4 separate regions of the Homo sapiens genome follow, and regions 1, 2 and 3 are each linked to region 4. A link is a contact called in ENCODE Hi-C or POLR2A ChIA-PET data. All regions are on one chromosome and are shown on one strand. The core of a region is the stretch at or near the end of the contact, and the rest is flanking DNA. Distances in the headings are between cores, read along the strand shown.

Region 1 (4,004 bases), core at 1-2,500, 1.6 Mb after region 4:
CATTTAACTCAATAACAACAAAAAATTTTAAATAACCTTAAAATCATTACTTTTGTCTCTTTGTATATTCACATATTACATGAGGGTGAGCTACTTACTATTACTAAGGGGTAAACTTACCCAATGAGGATTATGCCAAGTTGCTTGGGAAATCACCTTCCCACGAACCTCCTAGTTTGCTAGGAATGGACCGAGGCTAGCATACCCGTAAGACAGAAAAACACTAACTTCCAAGGAGTGCATGTTTCAAAAATATTTAACCAAAATTTTGGCGTTTCTATTAACAGACCCTTGAGCAGATCATTTGCAACAGACGTACCCTCCTCGGAATGCAAATGCTATCTGAAAATAAAGATGAATTTTTTGAGTACTGCCGCAGAGTTTGATCTGACAAGAAGCCTTAGTTCTGAGAGACACTATCCTGCCCATCAAAAGACAGAGCTGGAATACACAGTTTAAAAATCACCTGCAAGCGCACAGGTCACAGATCACAGGTCACCTTCAAATACTCCAGCTATGGAACGTGTTTTATCAAAACTGCTTGTGAGGATTAAGACTTTTTAATGCTTATGAAAAAATTACCTAAGATGCCAGGAAGGGGTCATGATATGTAAAGCACCATGGTGAGATGCAGCACAAACAGCATAACATTTTTTCAAACTCGATCTTCTGGGTGATTCCGTGGGTTCAAATCTCAATTCTACCACTTACTGACTGAGCAGCCAAAGACTCATTTAAACTTTTCGGCCTCATTTTATTTATAAAACTGTGAAATGTGTTTTACAAATATTCCTTAGCATTACTAGTAAGTGATCTCTGACAGGTTTTACCACAATGGCAAAGGAAGCTGATTTGGGGGCTAGTCCATGCCCCTTCCCCGGAATTCAGCGAAGGGCAGACCCCCTCTCCTGCGCCCCTCAGGCTAGCAGCTTCCAGGGGCTGTGCTCGGAAGACGCCAAGGTTACGGCACGCGCAGCCCCGCGCCTACTGCCCCGTAGGCATCCCGGGGGACAAACGCTGGGTCGTCCTGAGTCGCTCCCACTCGCCAGGTCCCATAACCTTGAAGACTGCCAGACTTCCCCAGCCGAAGCATCGCACCCTGGTGCTCGAGGTTTGGTACCGGTCATCCCAGGAGGGATCCTCCCACTGGCTCTCAGGACCACCTTTCTCTCACCTGCCGGGAGAGCCCGGACACTGCTGGGGCAGCCATCTTCTCCCGGGCGGCTGTAGGTCAAACCCGAGTGGGAAGAGAGAAACGCGCAAGGGCGCACGCGCGCGTTGGCGTAACCGCTAGGTTCTCTGGGAAGTGTAGGCGTAGGGCGTCAGGCCGCAGGCGCAGAGACCTCCCTCGGGCTGGGAGTTGTAGTTCTTAGCAGTGGTAAGGGCTGGACCCTCGGGGTGGAGCCACAGGGCTTCGACTGCATCTGAAAATGAAGTCATTGTTACTGGCCAAGCGGCGCTCACTGTAGAATGGATTTGCTGTCCCCAGTTTTAAAATTTACATTTAGATAAATATGGTGGCATTTGTTCCATTTCACAGTTATTACCAGCGTCACTGGCTTCTTTACACTTCCTTCCCAGCATGCTAAAGCCTGCATCAATGGCTTTTTCTCACGTTGCATACAAAGACAAAACCAAAACAAAACAAAAAGCCCCCAGGAGCCTTGCAGCTCCAGGAGCGGACACCACGTCTCTCTTACCTGGGCCATGACTACCCATTGTTAAATAAAGAATTATTCAGTGATGCTTATTAAAGCATGATAAGGAAGACTTTATTCAGGACCATAGCGATGGGTATAGGACCAGTGCAACAGGGTCTGGGAGTGGGCAGAGAGATTGGGCTCAACTCCGAAAGCAGAATGGGCAAATGGGAATTTATGGCCAAGGAGCAGTGCGGGGGTCAGTGGATAGAAAATTACTTAGAGGAAACTGGGGTAAGAGGGATTCTGGCTAAAATGACCTAGAGGAATCTTGTAGAAGACAGGCCAGGGTGATCAGACATCACCTGGGGGATGGTGAAGGATGAAGACCCTGATCAGATATCAAAGATGATCGGTTGTCGAAGATTGGGGGTTCTGGCTAAACTGACTTAGCAGTTTTGCTAAAACTGGACTTTACAAGGAGGTGCATAGATAGGACTACGAGAAGGTTCAGAAGTCTCACTAAAGTTTGGCCAAGCAAAAGCAAAGAATCCCTGTGGCCCTCCATTCCCCTCCCCTCTCCCCCATCTCACCTGAGTATAGAACTGAGCTGTTGGTTTGTGAGGGCATATGGGATTCTGGTACCTAGATTCTTGATTCTGGCTAGGGCAGAGTGGCTATCTGAGCATCAGGCCTAAAATAGGAGAACCCGGGTTTGAGCAAATTTGATATTGAAACTGAGAACTGGGTACTAGCCTTGGATATAGTTTGTCTGCATCCATAAAAACAACCTATCTTCAACCCATTCTCTCTAAATAGAACTTGGTCGAATTTTCTCCTCTGTCAGAGAAGAGACTGGCTGGCAGAGCAAGGGTCAGTATTCCTGGTTGTAATAGTGGGGGTTCTGTAATCAACTTAAAAGAAAAATTCTCTGCTCAGATTTATTATAGAAACACGTTAATTCACTATTTTGCCCTTTTAGAGAGCAGTTTTCTCATTATTACAATTTTTATTTTTTGAGACAGAGTCTCGCTTTGTCACCCAGGCTGGAGTGCAGTGGCGTGATCTCAGCTCACTACAACCTCTGCCTCCTGAGTTCAAGCGGTTCTCCTGCCTCAGCCTCCCGAGTAGCTGGGACTGCAGGTGTACACAACCACACCCGGCTAATTTTTCTCTTTTTAGTAGAGATGGGGTTTTGCCATGTTGGCCAGGCTGGTCTTGAACTCCTGACCTCAAGCGATCCGCCTGCCTCAGCCTCCCAAAGCTTAGAGGTGTGAGCCACCACACCCAACCCCCTAAAAACTTTTTAAAACGTAGAGAAAGATAAAGAAAGTAATTGTCCTCTTTTCTTCCACTCGGAGGCAATTGTTGTAAATATTTTGGTGTCTTGTTTCTCAATATTTGTTTAGGCTGTGGCCTGAACTACCCTGGCCTGAATCCCAATCAGTTCCTTGGCCCAATTATATAACTTCTCTGTGCTTCAGTTTATTATCTATAAAATGGGTATTATAATAGTATCTGCCTATAGGTCATTAGAAGAAACAAAAAGGTATACATGTAAAGTGCTTAGAACAATTGCCTGAGAGAGTGGTGCTTATTAATTTAGTCTTTTTTTTTTTTTTTTGAGACAATGCCTTGCTCTGTCACCAGGCTGGAGTGCAGTTGTGTGATCACGACTCACTGCAACCTTGACCTCCTAGGCTCAAGCAATCCTTCCACCTTAGCCTCCCCAGTAGCTGGGCCTACAGACACATGCTACCAAGCCTGGCTAATACAACATTTTTTTTTATTTTAGAGATGAGGGTCTCACTATGTTGCTCAGACTTGTCTCCAACTCCTGGGCTCAAGCAGTCTTCCCACCTCAGCTTCCCAAGTAGCTGGGACTACAAGTGCACGCCACCACACCCGGTTATGTTAGCTCTTTATTTTGTTTGCTTTTATTATACATGCAGATTAACAATCTTTATACAGTTTGGTATTTTGCCATTTTCTTTAATGCAAGAAAGAAAAGGATGCAAAATTACATATGAGTTATGCATTCATGCTTATAATATAAGCATATTTCCAAATTATAAAAGTTTCTAAGTATCATTTTAATGGCTGCAGGGTAGTCCATCAAGTGAATATTCTGCAACTTAATTATTCTATGATTTTTGAACATAATTCAGATGATTTCCTTTTTTCTTTTTGCTATTTTAAACAATACTGAATCTTCTAAGCATATTTAGACATATATTTCTCTTCTTTCTTTTTTTTTTTTTTTGAGATGGAGTTTCGCTCTTGTTGTTCAAGCGACTCTCCTGCCTCAGCCTCCCAAGTAGCTGGGATTACAAGCATGTGACACCATTCCCAGATAATTTTTTT
Region 2 (4,084 bases), core at 428-2,927, 1.2 Mb before region 4:
TGAGATTTGGGTGGGAACACAGGCAAACCATATCATTCCACTCCTGGCCCTTCCCAAATCTCATGTCCTCACATTTCAAAACCAATTGTGCCTTCCCAGCAGTCGTCCAAAGTCTTAACTCATTACAGCATTAACTCAAAAGTCCACATTCCAAAGTCTCATCTGAGACAAGGCAAGTCCCTTCACTTAAGAGCCTGTAAAATCAAAAGCAAGTTAGTTACTTCCTAGATACAATGAAGGTACAGGCAATGGGTAAATATACCTGCTCCAAATGGGAGAAACTGCCCAAAACAAAGGGGTTACAGGCCCCATGAAGTCCAAAATCCAATAGGTCAGTCATTAAACCTTAAAGTTCCAAAATGATCCCTTTTGACTCCATTTCTCACATCCAGGTCATGCTGATGCAAGAGGTGGGCTCCCATGGCCTTGGACAGCTCCACCCCTGTGGCTTTGCAGGGTATAGCCCACCTCCCAGCTGCTTTCAAGGCCTGGCATTAAGTGTCTGCAGCTTTTCCAGGTACACGGTGCAAGCTGTCAGTTGATCTACCATTCTGGGGTCTGGAGGATGGTGGCCCCCTTTTCACAGTTTCACTAGGCAGTGCCCCAGTGGGGACTCTGTGTGGGGGCTCCCACCCCACATTTCTCTTCCACACTGCCCTAGCAGAGGTTCTCCATGAGGGCCCTGCCCCTGCCGGAAACTTCTGCCTGGACATCCAGGTATTTCCATACATCCTCTGAAATCTAGGCAGAAGTTCCCAAACCTCAATTCTTGACTTCTGTGCACCCGTAGGCTCAACACCACGTGGAAGCTGCCAAGGCTTGGGGTTTGCACCCTCTGAAGCCACAGTCTGAGCTGTTCCTTGGCCCCTTTTAGCTATGGCTAGACCAGCTAGGACAAAACAGGGCACCAAGTCCCTAGGCTGCACTCAGCAGGGGAGCCCTGGACCTGGCCCAGAAAACCATTTTTCCCTCCTAGGCCTCAGGCCTGTGATGGGTGGTACTGCTGTGAAGGTCTCTGACATGCTCTGGAGATATTTTCCCCATTGTTTTTTGGTGATTAACATTCGGCTCCTTGTTACTTATGCAAATTTCTGCAACAGGCTTGAATTTCTCCCTAGAAAATGCATTTTTCTTTTCTGTTGCCTCATTAGGCTGCAAATTTTCCAAATGTTTATGCTCTGCTTCCTCTTGAATGCTTTGCCACTTAGTAATTTCTTCCGCCAGATATCCTAAATCATCTCTCTCTAGTTCAAAGTTCCACAGATCTCTAGGGCTGTAGCAAAATGCTGCCAGTCTCTTTGCTAAAGTATAACAAGAGTCACCTTTGCTCCAGTTCTCAACAAGTTCCACATCTCCATCTGAAACCACCTCAGCCTAGACTTTATGGTCCATATCACTGTCAGCATTTTGGTCAAGGCCATTCAACAAGTTTCTAGGAAGTTCCAAACTTTCCCACATCTTTCTGTCTTCTGAGCCCTCCAAATCCCTAGGAAGTTCCAAACTTTCCCACATTTTTCTATTTTCTGAGCCCTCCAAACTGTTCCAACCTCTGCTTGTTACCCATTTCCTTTCTTACTCTTCCCCTCTGTATTGAGACTTCATCTCAAAAAAACAAAACAAAAAAACAGTGTGTATCACTTCTCCTTTTGCTCTCTTCCTCCTGCTCCAGCTGGCTTCCCCTTTGCCTTCCACCATGATTGTCCATGCTTCCTGTACAGCCTGTGAAACTGTGAGCCAATTAAGCCTCTTTTCTTTATAAATTACCCAATCTCACGTAGTTCTTTATAGCAATGTGAGAATGGACTAATACAATTAATAAAACATTTCAGAGTCATTTCAGAATCTAACCAATGACTTGGACTTTTCCAGCTTGAGATGCCAGCTTTCCTCTTGCCTCCCCAAGACAATTTTATTTTTGCCATGTCAAAATTTCTTAAACATAGTATCTACCAAGGTACAATAGGAACATTTCCTTGTAGAAAGCATGACCATTTCTTAACTTATAAAAACAAGCTCCATGGCAGAGAGGGATCCCCTCTGAGGCCCCACCACATGGCAGTGGCAGCCTGGGATCCCACTCCCGGGATTAGTGATATTGCTGGAGTCTGTAGATCTGAAACATAAGAATTATCCTGGACAAGCTGTCTTCATAAGAGAGCTCTTAATAAATAAAAATCAGACCAACTTTTCTGGGCTATTACAGAAAAATGAGCAAAAGAAAATAACAACTGAAGGGTAGCAAATATAACACCTCAAAATTTGACACTTTGGCATAAGGAACCTTTCTTTTCTTTTTTATTTTATTTTATTTTTTTTTGAGACCAAATCTTGCTCTGTTGCCCAGGCTGGAGTGCAGTGGCACAATCTCGCCTCACTGCAACCTCCGCCTCCCAGGTTCAAGCGATTCTCCTGCCTTAGCCTCCTAAGTAGCTGGGATTACAGGCATGCACCATCACGTCTGGCTAATTTTTGTATTTTTAGTAGAGACGGGGTTTTCCCATGTTGGTCAGGCTGGTCACGAACTCCTGACCTCAAGTGATCTGCTCGCCTTGGCTTCCCAAAATGCTGAGATTACAGGCGTGAGCCACTGTGCCCGGCCGACATAAGGATTCTTCTGAGATGAAGGCAATTGAGAAGAAGCAGATAGGAGAAAAGCTCTCTGCCCTTCCCCTATTTGCCTAAAAGCAAAACAGATTTACATCAGGGTCCCTCCTCTCGTCTTTACCAAAAAGAGATGACTTTACAGCCTTATCAACCTGAAGATGGCACCAGAGGAATCCACATGACAAACTAGCCTTTATCCACCCTTAGTTTCCTTTCTGTTTATTTGCCTTCCCACAATTTGCCACCCCTAAAGACTGAAGGTCCTTTTCCTTGTCTTGTCACTTCTCTAAAGATGTACTGCTCTTTGTTAAAGGTACTATATACAGCAAAGTTCTCAGCCACCTCTTTGACAGTTACTCTTTCTCTGAGTTTTCTCCCATGTGTATATGAAATATACTTGTTAATCAGCTTCTGTTTGCTTTTAATAATCTGTCTTTTGTTACACAGATCCCAGTTAAAAACTAAGAAGGATAGAAAGAAAAATTATTTTCCTCTCACAGGCAATTACAAGTTTTAAAACTCAAATATAATTTTTTAAGAGAATTTCAAGATCAACTGCTTAAGAAAGAGCAGTATCAATAAAACTCTGGTAGAATTCTCAAGTGTGTTCCTTATAAAAATTGAGTGAATAATATAATTTTAAGTAAAACAAATTGTGTATGCCCTGAACAAGATTAAGAAAAATTAAAAAAAAATGAAACAGTTGATGGAATTTCATGTGTATTTGTACTATAGATTTTTTTCTGGTGTGCAGAGTTATAGGAGAAATCTGAAATTCAACCAGAAAAAAATATTTTAGTAAATTTTTCCTATCTTAGCTAAGATATAGATTATGGGTTTTAATTCTTTTTTAATTCCCAAACTGGGGTACTTCAGACTCAGCTATCTGAACATGAATTATTGAGTAATACAGCAGTGACACAGGGCTCACCCACAAATTGCTAGTTTGATTACAGCTTCCATATTTGCTTTAAAAATCAGGCCGGGCGCAGTGGCTCACCCCTGTAATTCCAGCACTTTGGGAGGCCGAGGCAGGCAGATCACGAGGTCAGGAGTTCGAGACCATCCTGGCCAACATAGTGAAACCCCGTCCCTACTAAAAATACAAAAATTAGCCAGGCATGGTGGCATCACCTGTAGTCCCAGCTACTTGGGAGGCTGAGGCAGGAGAATCGCTTGAACCTGGGAAGCGGAGGTTGCGGTGAGCCGAGACGGTGCCACTGCACTCCAGCCTGGGCAACAGAGTGAGACTCCGTCTCAAAAAAAAAAAACAAAAAAAAAAACCAGTACAAAAATTGAACACACTTTCAAGGTAGCTTTTCCATTATTTAAAATTCAATATGAAAATGTTTATTTTTATTCTAATCACTTAGATCACTTTTAAGTCTAGATTAACTTTTATATATTTAACAGGGCGGTGAATAACTTTACAAGTGGATACAAAACTGTAATTAGAATAAAGGCATTTTCCAGCTTGTTC
Region 3 (4,389 bases), core at 647-3,146, 1.7 Mb after region 4:
ATACTGTAATATGTATGAATGAAATGCTATGAGGTTTTAGATTTGTTTCAAAACACTCCAATGTGTGTGTGTTGGGAGGAAGTAGATAAAACAGGGCTGGTGATAGGATGATAATTGTTGAAGCTAGCTGATGAGCACATAGAGCTTGATTACACTATTACTTCAAGTTTGTACATGTTTGGACATTTCCATAATGTAAAAACACAATTACATGCTTCAAGTCTCAATCCCTAGGTCTCTTACACTCTGGGAATGGATTTAATAAATTTAGCAAATGCACCTGAGGTTAATAATGGATTTATACATTGCTGTGGCTACAGAACATTTACATTTTGACACAGGTCTTCAATATCTTAATCTAAATAAGCAAATATTGTGGAAATTTCAGACATTACCCCAATCTGACAGGGCAAATATTTTTATTAGTTCTAACTTTCCCCTTCCCTAATTTACTTATGTATAGAATTGGTCCTCATCCCTGACTGTGGGGAGACTTTTGATAGTTATTACCTTTTCTTTCTTTCTCTTTCTTTCTTTCTTTCTTTCCTTTCTTTCTTTCTTTCTTTCTTTTTCTTTCTTTCTTTCTTTCTTTCCTTCCTTCCTTCCTTCCTTCCTTTCTCTCTCTCTCTCTCTCTCTCTCTTTCTTTCTTCTTTTTTGAGACAGAGTTTCACTCTGTCACCCAGGCTGGAGTGCAGTGGCGCCATCTCAGCTCACTGCAACCTCCCCCTGCTGGGTTCAAACAATTCTCCTGCCTCAGCCTCCCGAGTAGCTGGGATTACAGGTGATGCCTGGCGAATTTTTGTATCTGTAGTAGAGACGGAGTTTCACCCTGTTGGTCAGGCTGGTCTCGAATTCCTGACCTCAGGTGATTTGCCCGCCTCGGCCTCCCAAAGTGCTGGGATTATAGGAGTGAGCCACCACCTCCGGCCAACTATTACCTTTTCTAAGAATGCTTTATGACATCATGGCATTTCAAATTGTGTAACATTCAGAACGTTTTCTGTTGTATCCTTTCCTAGGTCTTCATTACTTTCCTGGGACTTGACAGGGCATATTGAATCTATCCTGTAATGCATGGGAATAAATAAGGATTCCAAAACGTGAATTGGATTTAGTTAATTTTTGTTTCTCCATGTCTCCATACACACAGGCAGCATGAGTGAGCATCTAGTATGTATTGGATATGTGCTGGGTTGATACCATAAAGAGATTTATAAAATGGTGCCGACTTTGAGGGGTTCACACTCTGGGGGAAAGACTGTGCTGTCTAAGTGAATAAATTTGGAGATTGAGGGCTTCATGGAGAGGAGGAAAGTTGTGCTTTATAACATCATGGCATATTTGCATGAGCCATGCAAATAAGAAGCTCATCACCCACCCGATTTATGTCAGAATCAGAACCCAAAGCCAGGGACCCACCAACCAACTGTTCGGCCCAGCACAGTTTCCCTGTGGCAATTCCACTTCTTTTTTTCTTATCTTACGTCGCAGTGTACTTTGTCTCTTGTAACTCCTGCAGGATTTTTCTTAAAGCCTTACATGGTGCTGTTATCACGTGGCACAAAATGAAGCCGACCTCTTTGTGTGTGGGAATAGAGGGAGCATTACACTGCTGGGATGCAACAGATGGAGGGTGGAAAGCTGTCCAGCACCTTGTCTCTTCCAAGATACATAGCCCAGGGGTATTCCCATTCCTCCACGACACAAATGACAACTTCCTTGAGCTCTGATGGCTTGCCAGGTGGCTGATGGCGTGGAGAACCTTGCTCATGTTTACCTGTTCTTGCATCCATTACTCACCTCTGCCCACGTGCCCCCACACTTGCACACAAAGCCACAGAGTGGCTTAAAAAAAAAAAATGAAAAGCCTCCCCCCAACCCTATTGTAAAATGTCAAGTGTTTCAGTTTTGAGAAAAAAGAAAGCTGAAGAAACCATGACTCATGACATGGGCTGACAAACAACGATCTGAAGGTATGCTGGTGAGTCACACTGTGGAGCTCTGCCTTTGTGTTGTGGTGAGGGCCGGGGCTGGAAGGAGTGTCATGGGACCAGCCAGTAAAATTCCACTACTCTCCGAAGCCGATTGGGAGGCAATTTAAAAACCCTGGGCTTTTTCCAGCCCCAGTGTAGTGGATGACTCTGGGTCCCCTCAGGTATGTCGATCTGTATGGGAAATCAGGAAGAATGATTATTAATAACTGGAAAAAAAAAACCTGTTAGTATCTTTCCATGCCCAATGCCATGCTGAACCAGCCCTGCCTGCTTCTGCAAGCCAGCGAGGCTGCTGGATTTTCTCGAAGGGTATTGAGTTGCTAAGCAACAGCACTGGCGGCGCCTATCATGCCCAGCGATGTCAATGCCTGAGTGTGGCCTGCAGAGCACATTTGCTCCCCTCCCCCTCGCCTCCTCTCGACCCCTTCCCCCCACTACATGAGAACATTAATTTGCATCTCAGGGACAGGAGCTGTGCCAGGTGATTCTGTGTATAAAACAGCGCAGTGCAGCCCCTGAAGCACAAATATTGTTTTGGGTTGCAAGGCGGTGCATGTGACGTAGTTGAAAATACAGACTCATTTGTGTATACTCCCCACGTAAGGAGGGTAGGCTTCATCTAAAAGCCTGCGTGTCAAATACTCCTTTCTAATACATCCTGGTGTGCTCTGCCTTGAAGTGTTTTTTTCCTGTCTGCCCATCCAGCATCTTATTTATGCCCCATTCTGTCCCTCTCTCTCGTTGCCTTTGTTCTGTGGTCTCCTGGGTGATGGAGTTATTGTTTGTGTGTAGGGATGTGTGGATAAAAGGGAGCTGATTTCTAGAGGTGAGATGGCCCTGTGGTTAACGGTTGGAGGCTGCTGTTGACAAGGCCTGTTGCTGTGGCAGTTTTGCTCCGGAAGTGGCCATTTTCTGGGCAGGGCTCCACCAGAGCACCATCTGTCTGTGCCTTTTACTTCCTGTCAAGAGGCAGCAGGCTTCGTGAGCTGGGGAAGTGCCAGAAGCAGCCTTCGAATTAGACAGACCTGGACCCAAACCCTTTCTCTTCCCCCCACCCATTTTGGCATCTTGGCACGAGACTGTCCCCATTTCTGGAAAGGGTGTTCACAAGAACAGTCTGGCTGGGTTGTTGGGATGACCGAGTGTGATCATGCGTCTCTATGGCTGGCCATGGTGTTTATTCGATGGCAGGTATTACCAGGATGGAGCGAGTCCCAGTAGGAAGGGCCTTTAGGATGTCATCTGGTTCCACCCAACAGGGATGGGAACTGTAATTCCCCACTCTCCCTGTGGAGAATCAGGGCGGGCTCCGGATGGATGGCCAAAGGCTGCACAGAGGTGAGCCTCCAGGGTTGGGTTCTAAGCGCTGTTCACACTCCTGTCCCAGTGGTGTTTGGTCTGGGGCACATTGTGATATGTGTTTCCCTCCTTTCTTAAAATTAGCTCTTGGCTTCAGGGCCTTGTAGTGGACTGATGTCCCTCCTTAACTGAACAGTCAGTCTGCTTATTTTTTTGGGGTGGTTTAGGGGTAAAAATAAGTAGATAACTGAACAAAGCTGGCTGGCAGGAACCTTCGGCTGACCGCAGGGCTTTGGTGGTGGTCAAGACCTGGAATTGGATTTGAGGCCTGGCCAGCGTGAAGGATATGCCATAGGAGCCCAGGAGGATGACTCTGCCAGGCCTGCTTTTGACATGTCTGTCATGCTTCATGCTTTATGCTGCTCTGGGCCATTAAGCAAGAACTAAATCTGATGCCCAATCAAGGCTGAGCTCTTTTTTTTTTTGAGACACTGTCTCACTCTCTTGCCCAGGCTGTAGTGCAGTAGTGTGATCATGGCTCACTGCAGCCTCAGTCTCCTGGACTCAAGTGATCCTCCCACCTCAGCCTTCTGAGTAGCTGGGAGTACAGGTGAGTCAGGTGAGTCCCACCACACCCGGCTAATTTTTTTTTTTTTTTTGGTAGAGATGGGGTTTCACTGTGTTACCCAGGCTGGTCTCAAACTCCTGGGCTGAAGACCATCCACTCGCCTCAGCCTCCCAGTGTTGGGACTATAGGCGTGAGCACTCATCTAGTCTAGGCTGAGCTCCTAAACAGGAAATGTGTGGCATGGCTTCTTTGAAGGTGGCTTTCTCATTCTGAGTTTTAAACCACAACCACTGAAGATGGTTAGTGCCTGCAGAATGCGTACCATTTCCACTCAGAGAAACCATTCCTCCTTAAGGAAAGCTGGGGCCGTTCCTGGTCTGGCGTTCCCAGTGAAGGAAGAACCAAGTGGATGCCCCTCAACCCCAGCCCGAGGCAGCTGTGTCGTTATGGTCCAGCTGGGCACCCCACTCTTTAGGAGGTGGAGAGGGAAACAGGGGGATTGGTCTAGGTTTGTGTGGGTCAGAGCC
Region 4 (4,408 bases), core at 978-3,477:
GGGAAGCTGAGCCGGGAGGATAGTTTGAGCAGGCGTTCAAGGTTACATACAGTGAGCTATGATTGCGCCACTGTACTCCAACCTGGGCAACAGAGGGCTGTTAACCCACTATAACCCTATTAAAAAAAAACCTATTAAATAAATAATCCTATTTTAAAAAATCATAGTTAGGCTGTTATAGCTACAGAACAGAATGTAAATGTACAGAATGTAAATGTATAAACCTTGACAAAATGAAAATAATTAAACTAATTCAAATTGGGTAAGGAAGGAATGGAAATGAATCCGAGTTCATTTATTTGTCTTTACTGGGGGGTGTGGGGAGGTGTTAAATCCTATTATCTAAATCTGATAAATCAAAAAATGTATAGTTCTTTAAATTTTAAACTACTATTTTAGAACTATGTTTTAAATTTAAAAGCTATTGTTATAAAAATTAAATAACAAAAACAGTCTTTCTATAAGTAACGCAAAACAACGAAAAGAGCCCACATGGCAAAAAATACACTCTATCGAAACAAACAAATAAAATGAAAGATGTAACATCAAACACGTTATTCCTTAAAAACATGTAAACAAGGGAATCTCATTCAAACAAAGAGCTTTTCCTACCTAACCAAAAATCTGCTTTTTTCTTTTTTTTCTTTTTTGAGACGTTGTCTCGCTCTGTCTCCAGGCTGGAGTGCAGTGGCGCAATCTCGGCCCACTGCAACCTCCGCCTCCCGGGTTCAAGTGATTCTCCTGCCTCAGCCTCCGGAGTGGCTAGGATTACAGGCGCACACCACCATGCCCGGCTAATTTTTTATTTTGGCGAGGCTGATCTGGAATTTTTGTATTTTTAGTAGAGATGGGGTTTCATTCACCATGTTGGCAAGGATGGTCTCAATCTCCGGATCTCGTGATCCGCCCACTTCGGCCTCCCAAAGTGCTGGGATTACAGGCCTGAGGCACCGCGCTCGGCCTGGTTTGATTTTGATAGGTGCAAAGAGTTAATCTCAACTTTCAGTTAACTACTGGACACTGGTGTGCTCCTTTATTCCCAGTATTACACCAAGGAAAACGTTCCAGAAACGTCGATAAGCCGGTGGTGAATTACTGCCATCGGAACATTTACGGCATTCAAAGACAGAAAAAACTTCATCTTGAAAAATCACAATCCAAAAACAACAGCCATTCTTACACCAATTCATAAAAAATATGTGAACCACTTTATCCCTAAATACTGCAAAAACATCAAAATGAGGGAACAGTGGAACAACAGAGGTAAGAGGTAACTGCTAGAACCAGGATTAGAAACTAATTCCTGCCTTCTTCTGAACTCTTTTGCTACATCCTCCTTCCTCGCCAGTTTTCATGGGGTTGTTGGTGCTTTTATTGCAAGTTTCCTTCCCTTTCTTCCCTATAGCACTGTGTTCCGTCAACTCTGCGGCTCTATCACTGGAGGCTGTAGAGGCATCCGCTGATACACCAACAGCCTGCTAATTTCTATGGGGAGTAATAGTACTGGCTGCACCTCAAGTGCTTACAGTCTAGTTGACCATTTGTTTCTCTTTTTTTAGGGTCTTTAAAAGTGTTATTCTTTGTCGCCCTTTGTTTCTGAGTAATGCTCACGATGATGCTGATTCAACCACTGCTCTTCTGGGATCGGGGACCCCAGAAAAGAACCCACCGCCCGAGAGCCAAAGTGGAGGGGTGACCCTCCTCCCCTTTTCCTGCCACAGCTCACACTCTCAGACTTTTTGCTCTTAAAGTCCCTGGGCAGCCCCAAGGAGCCCCCGCCTCCTCCCGGGCCGCCCACGCGCGGCACCCCTGGAAGAAGGCGACCCCACGCCCCCCCTGCCCGGCTCGACCCAACTGACAGCGAAGCAGGATGCAGTTGGTGTCCTCCTGGCTGGCCACCCAGCTCAGCGAGTCGCCCAGCGGCCGCCGGCAGCCGGAGCACAGGAACACCAGCGGCCTCTCCTCCGCAGCCGCCGCCTCCTCCTCCAGCTGCGCCCTCTCCATGTCGGCCACCGACGCGTCTTCGCTCATGGAGCTCCACATGCTCGCCCACTTCTGCAACAGCTGGTGGCGGCTCGAGTCTTCGGAGAGTCTCTTGCCCAACAGCGAGGAGTCGCTGCATTTGCCCTTGTCGCCGCACTCACAGCCGCCAGCGCATCCTCTGCTACACCTCAGTGACCGAACGCCTGCCATTACCTACAAATCGCCCGCGCCCCAGAGCGCCATGGGAAAAAAAACCGCCGCTGCTCATGCGCGGGGCGGGGAGCGGTGGCGGAGGCCGAGAAGGGGCAAAAGCCTGAAGGGGGCGGGACGGCGGGCGGCCTCTAGTGCGCATGCGCGCCGTGCGGCCTTGGCCAAGCGTGATAGTCACTGCGCCTGCGTCAGGTTTTCCAGCCTGAAGAAATTGATGATGCAGACCTGTTTGCTTGTCTTCCTAAGGATTATTCACCCCTTTCCGTGGGAGGGGCAGCGTCACTGAGAAAGTTACGGGTTGCAAGCTTGAGTGTCTAAGAACCGCCTGGCGAGCTTCTTAAGCAGATCGCCAGGTTCCATCTTCGCAGACTCTGGTTCAGCAGGTAGCAGGTTAGCCCGAGAATCTGCATTTCTAACAAGCTCCTAGGCGTGCCCACGCTGTCAGTATTGGCAGCCCAACCTTTTTTGGGGGGTGGGGGGGGGAGTTTTTCTATGTTGCCGGTCTCGAACTCCTAGCCTTAAGCGATCTTCCCTACTCGGCCTCCCAAAATGCCAGGATCGCAAGCGTAAGCCACTGTGCCAGACCACCACCCTTTTTCTTCTTTTTTGTAAGTGGACTAATTATAGTTGTATATAAGCAGCTCCACTTTTGATGACCACTGCTCTATTTTGTCGGCTCCTGGGGACCTCCTTTCCATGAAGTGGAGAAGGAAGGGGATAGAGGAGTCCCTCATCACAGGGTCCTTTTGCGCACTGCTATCCCTGGAATGAGACCCTGGGAAGGGCCCCGGATCACTCAGGCTGTCACTGCAAGGAAAAAGTTGAGGAAGCAGCAGTGCCCCTGGAAAGCCTGGAAGTGTCCCTGCTGCTTGGATCAAGGAACAATTCGTCCTTGCAAGGAAGAAGCATCCCTTGTTGATGATAAGGACAGATTTCCTCAGCTGCCCCAGAAAGCCAGCCTCTGCCTAAAACACCGTAGGTCAGGAGGGAAAGCTGGCGGGGAACCAGCCAGCTGCACCACAGACAGTCTGGTGGTATACCTGGGAAGAAAGCTACCTGCAAGGACCTACTCTGTTCCTACTACGCTCTGGGTGTCCCCCAAGTCACTGCCTATTTTGCTTGGTTGCATAAACTATTTATGTAAATGTACTTCCAATTTTAGTGCTTACAGCCACTAGCAAAAAGCAAAAGCTTTGGAGTCAGTGGTCCTGGTTAACTTACCCCTCCCTCCACAAGGTAGTAACAGTGTAGGGAACTGTGGAAAAGGCTGTTTGCCTTCCCTGAGTCTAATTCTTCATGGAGTAAATGGAGTCTGTTTCTTCAGTACTACACCAAGTTGTTCATGAGGATCGAGTTTTCTAATATTCATGAAAATACTTTGTAAACCCTGGCACACCATGCTCATGTTAATCACCTTCTTACTGGAAGAAAATGCTTTAGATAATTTAGGCTTTTTTTTTTTACCCATAGAATTCCCTTCCTTCCTTCTGCTTTTTTTTTTCTTTTCTTTATTTTTTCAGAGATGATGTTTCAGTATGTTGCCCAGGCTGGTCTCGAACTCCTGGCCTCAAGCGATCCTCCTGCCTCAGCCTCCCAAGTAGCTGGAACTACAGGCATGCCTCACCATACTTTGCCCCTTCTACTTTTGTAGAGCCAAGCCTGACCTTCCTGGACTGTTGTTTTCAAGCATAATATCTCTGGTACAACATTGATACAATCCACATGAGTTCTTTAAGTAAGTGGCTAGTTACTTGGGGATTCAAAGGATCATCTTGTCTCAGACTTTGGGTTCCTATTGTCAATACTTAAATTCTATGATAGGATGCCCCAGGAAAGAAGGAATACAAGGCCGAGCTGCGTGGTGACTTTCAGGGGCCCTATTTTTGCCTTAGTAGGCCTTTCTCTCCATAAAACAGTTAATAAAAATTTCATTTTATAGTCACATTGCTATGAAGATGATTATATTAAAATGATATCATAAAACATTTTTAGACCTGTAAGTTCATTTATTGCTCTTGATTAAAAAAATTGAAACATTTTCATGGTCCTTCAGAATATCATGGTTTGTAGGCATGATGCCTCCTGCACATCATGGAGAAGTTGGCTGATGCAAAATGAATTCCTCTATAGGCACAAGTGTGTTTGTATTAATATTATGAATATAAAAACAAGGCTAGCCATGGTGGCTCATGCCTGTAACCCCGGCACTTTGGGA

Evidence for each region. A loop is a pair of places that touch in the nucleus more often than their neighbours do. ChIA-PET counts read pairs that join two places held with the same protein, here RNA polymerase II (POLR2A). Pooled maps may share reads with other maps.
Region 1: a map of B cell shows a loop between it and region 4 (14-fold over the local background). The contact joins the promoter of ATP5PO here to the promoter of MIS18A in region 4. A Hi-C loop is called at or near these places in 1 of 168 maps with a recorded cell type or tissue (B cell) and 5 of 50 pooled maps. POLR2A ChIA-PET finds 5 or more read pairs at or near these places in 3 of 52 experiments (OCI-LY7, T-cell and naive thymus-derived CD8-positive, alpha-beta T cell).
Region 2: a loop to region 4 is called in a pooled map, with 2.2 times the contacts of the local background. The contact joins the enhancer-like site here to the promoter of MIS18A in region 4. A Hi-C loop is called at or near these places in 5 of 50 pooled maps. POLR2A ChIA-PET finds 5 or more read pairs at or near these places in 2 of 52 experiments (OCI-LY7 and Panc1).
Region 3: a loop to region 4 is called in a pooled map, with 5 times the contacts of the local background. The contact joins the enhancer-like site here to the promoter of MIS18A in region 4. A Hi-C loop is called at or near these places in 1 of 50 pooled maps. POLR2A ChIA-PET finds 5 or more read pairs at or near these places in 3 of 52 experiments (HEK293, T-cell and activated T-cell).

Annotation. Positions count from the first base shown.
Region 1 is chr21:33,914,554-33,918,557 of GRCh38, forward strand. ATP5PO (ATP synthase peripheral stalk subunit OSCP) reads right to left here and starts at 1,251. Exons shown (of 7, transcript NM_001697.3): 1 at 1,175-1,251. The coding sequence starts at 1,210. RefSeq lists enhancers at 1-308, 823-1,432.
Region 2 is chr21:31,106,399-31,110,482 of GRCh38, forward strand. No RefSeq gene overlaps it. Among named protein-coding and RNA genes, the nearest start is that of KRTAP19-8, 70 kb to the left of the region's middle. Within about 2 kb of position 1,678, at least 2 of the 41 ENCODE cell types and tissues checked have a DNase peak (open chromatin) inside an H3K27ac peak, as active enhancers do; they include OCI-LY7, where a contact is called at or near this core.
Region 3 is chr21:33,945,960-33,950,348 of GRCh38, forward strand. All of the region lies in intron 2 of LINC00649 (long intergenic non-protein coding RNA 649), which reads left to right. Among named protein-coding and RNA genes, the nearest start is that of LINC00649, 17 kb to the left of the region's middle. RefSeq lists enhancers at 1,388-2,587, 1,762-2,241, 2,772-2,831 and a silencer at 1,626-1,920. Within about 2 kb of position 1,897, at least 39 of the 41 ENCODE cell types and tissues checked have a DNase peak (open chromatin) inside an H3K27ac peak, as active enhancers do.
Region 4 is chr21:32,276,822-32,281,229 of GRCh38, forward strand. MIS18A (MIS18 kinetochore protein A) reads right to left here and starts at 2,228. Exons shown (of 5, transcript NM_018944.3): 1 at 1,860-2,228. The coding sequence starts at 2,193. MIS18A-AS1 (MIS18A antisense RNA 1) reads left to right here and starts at 2,384. Exons shown (of 1, transcript NR_046576.1): 1 at 2,384-4,178. RefSeq lists enhancers at 1,477-1,978, 1,979-2,478, 2,422-2,641.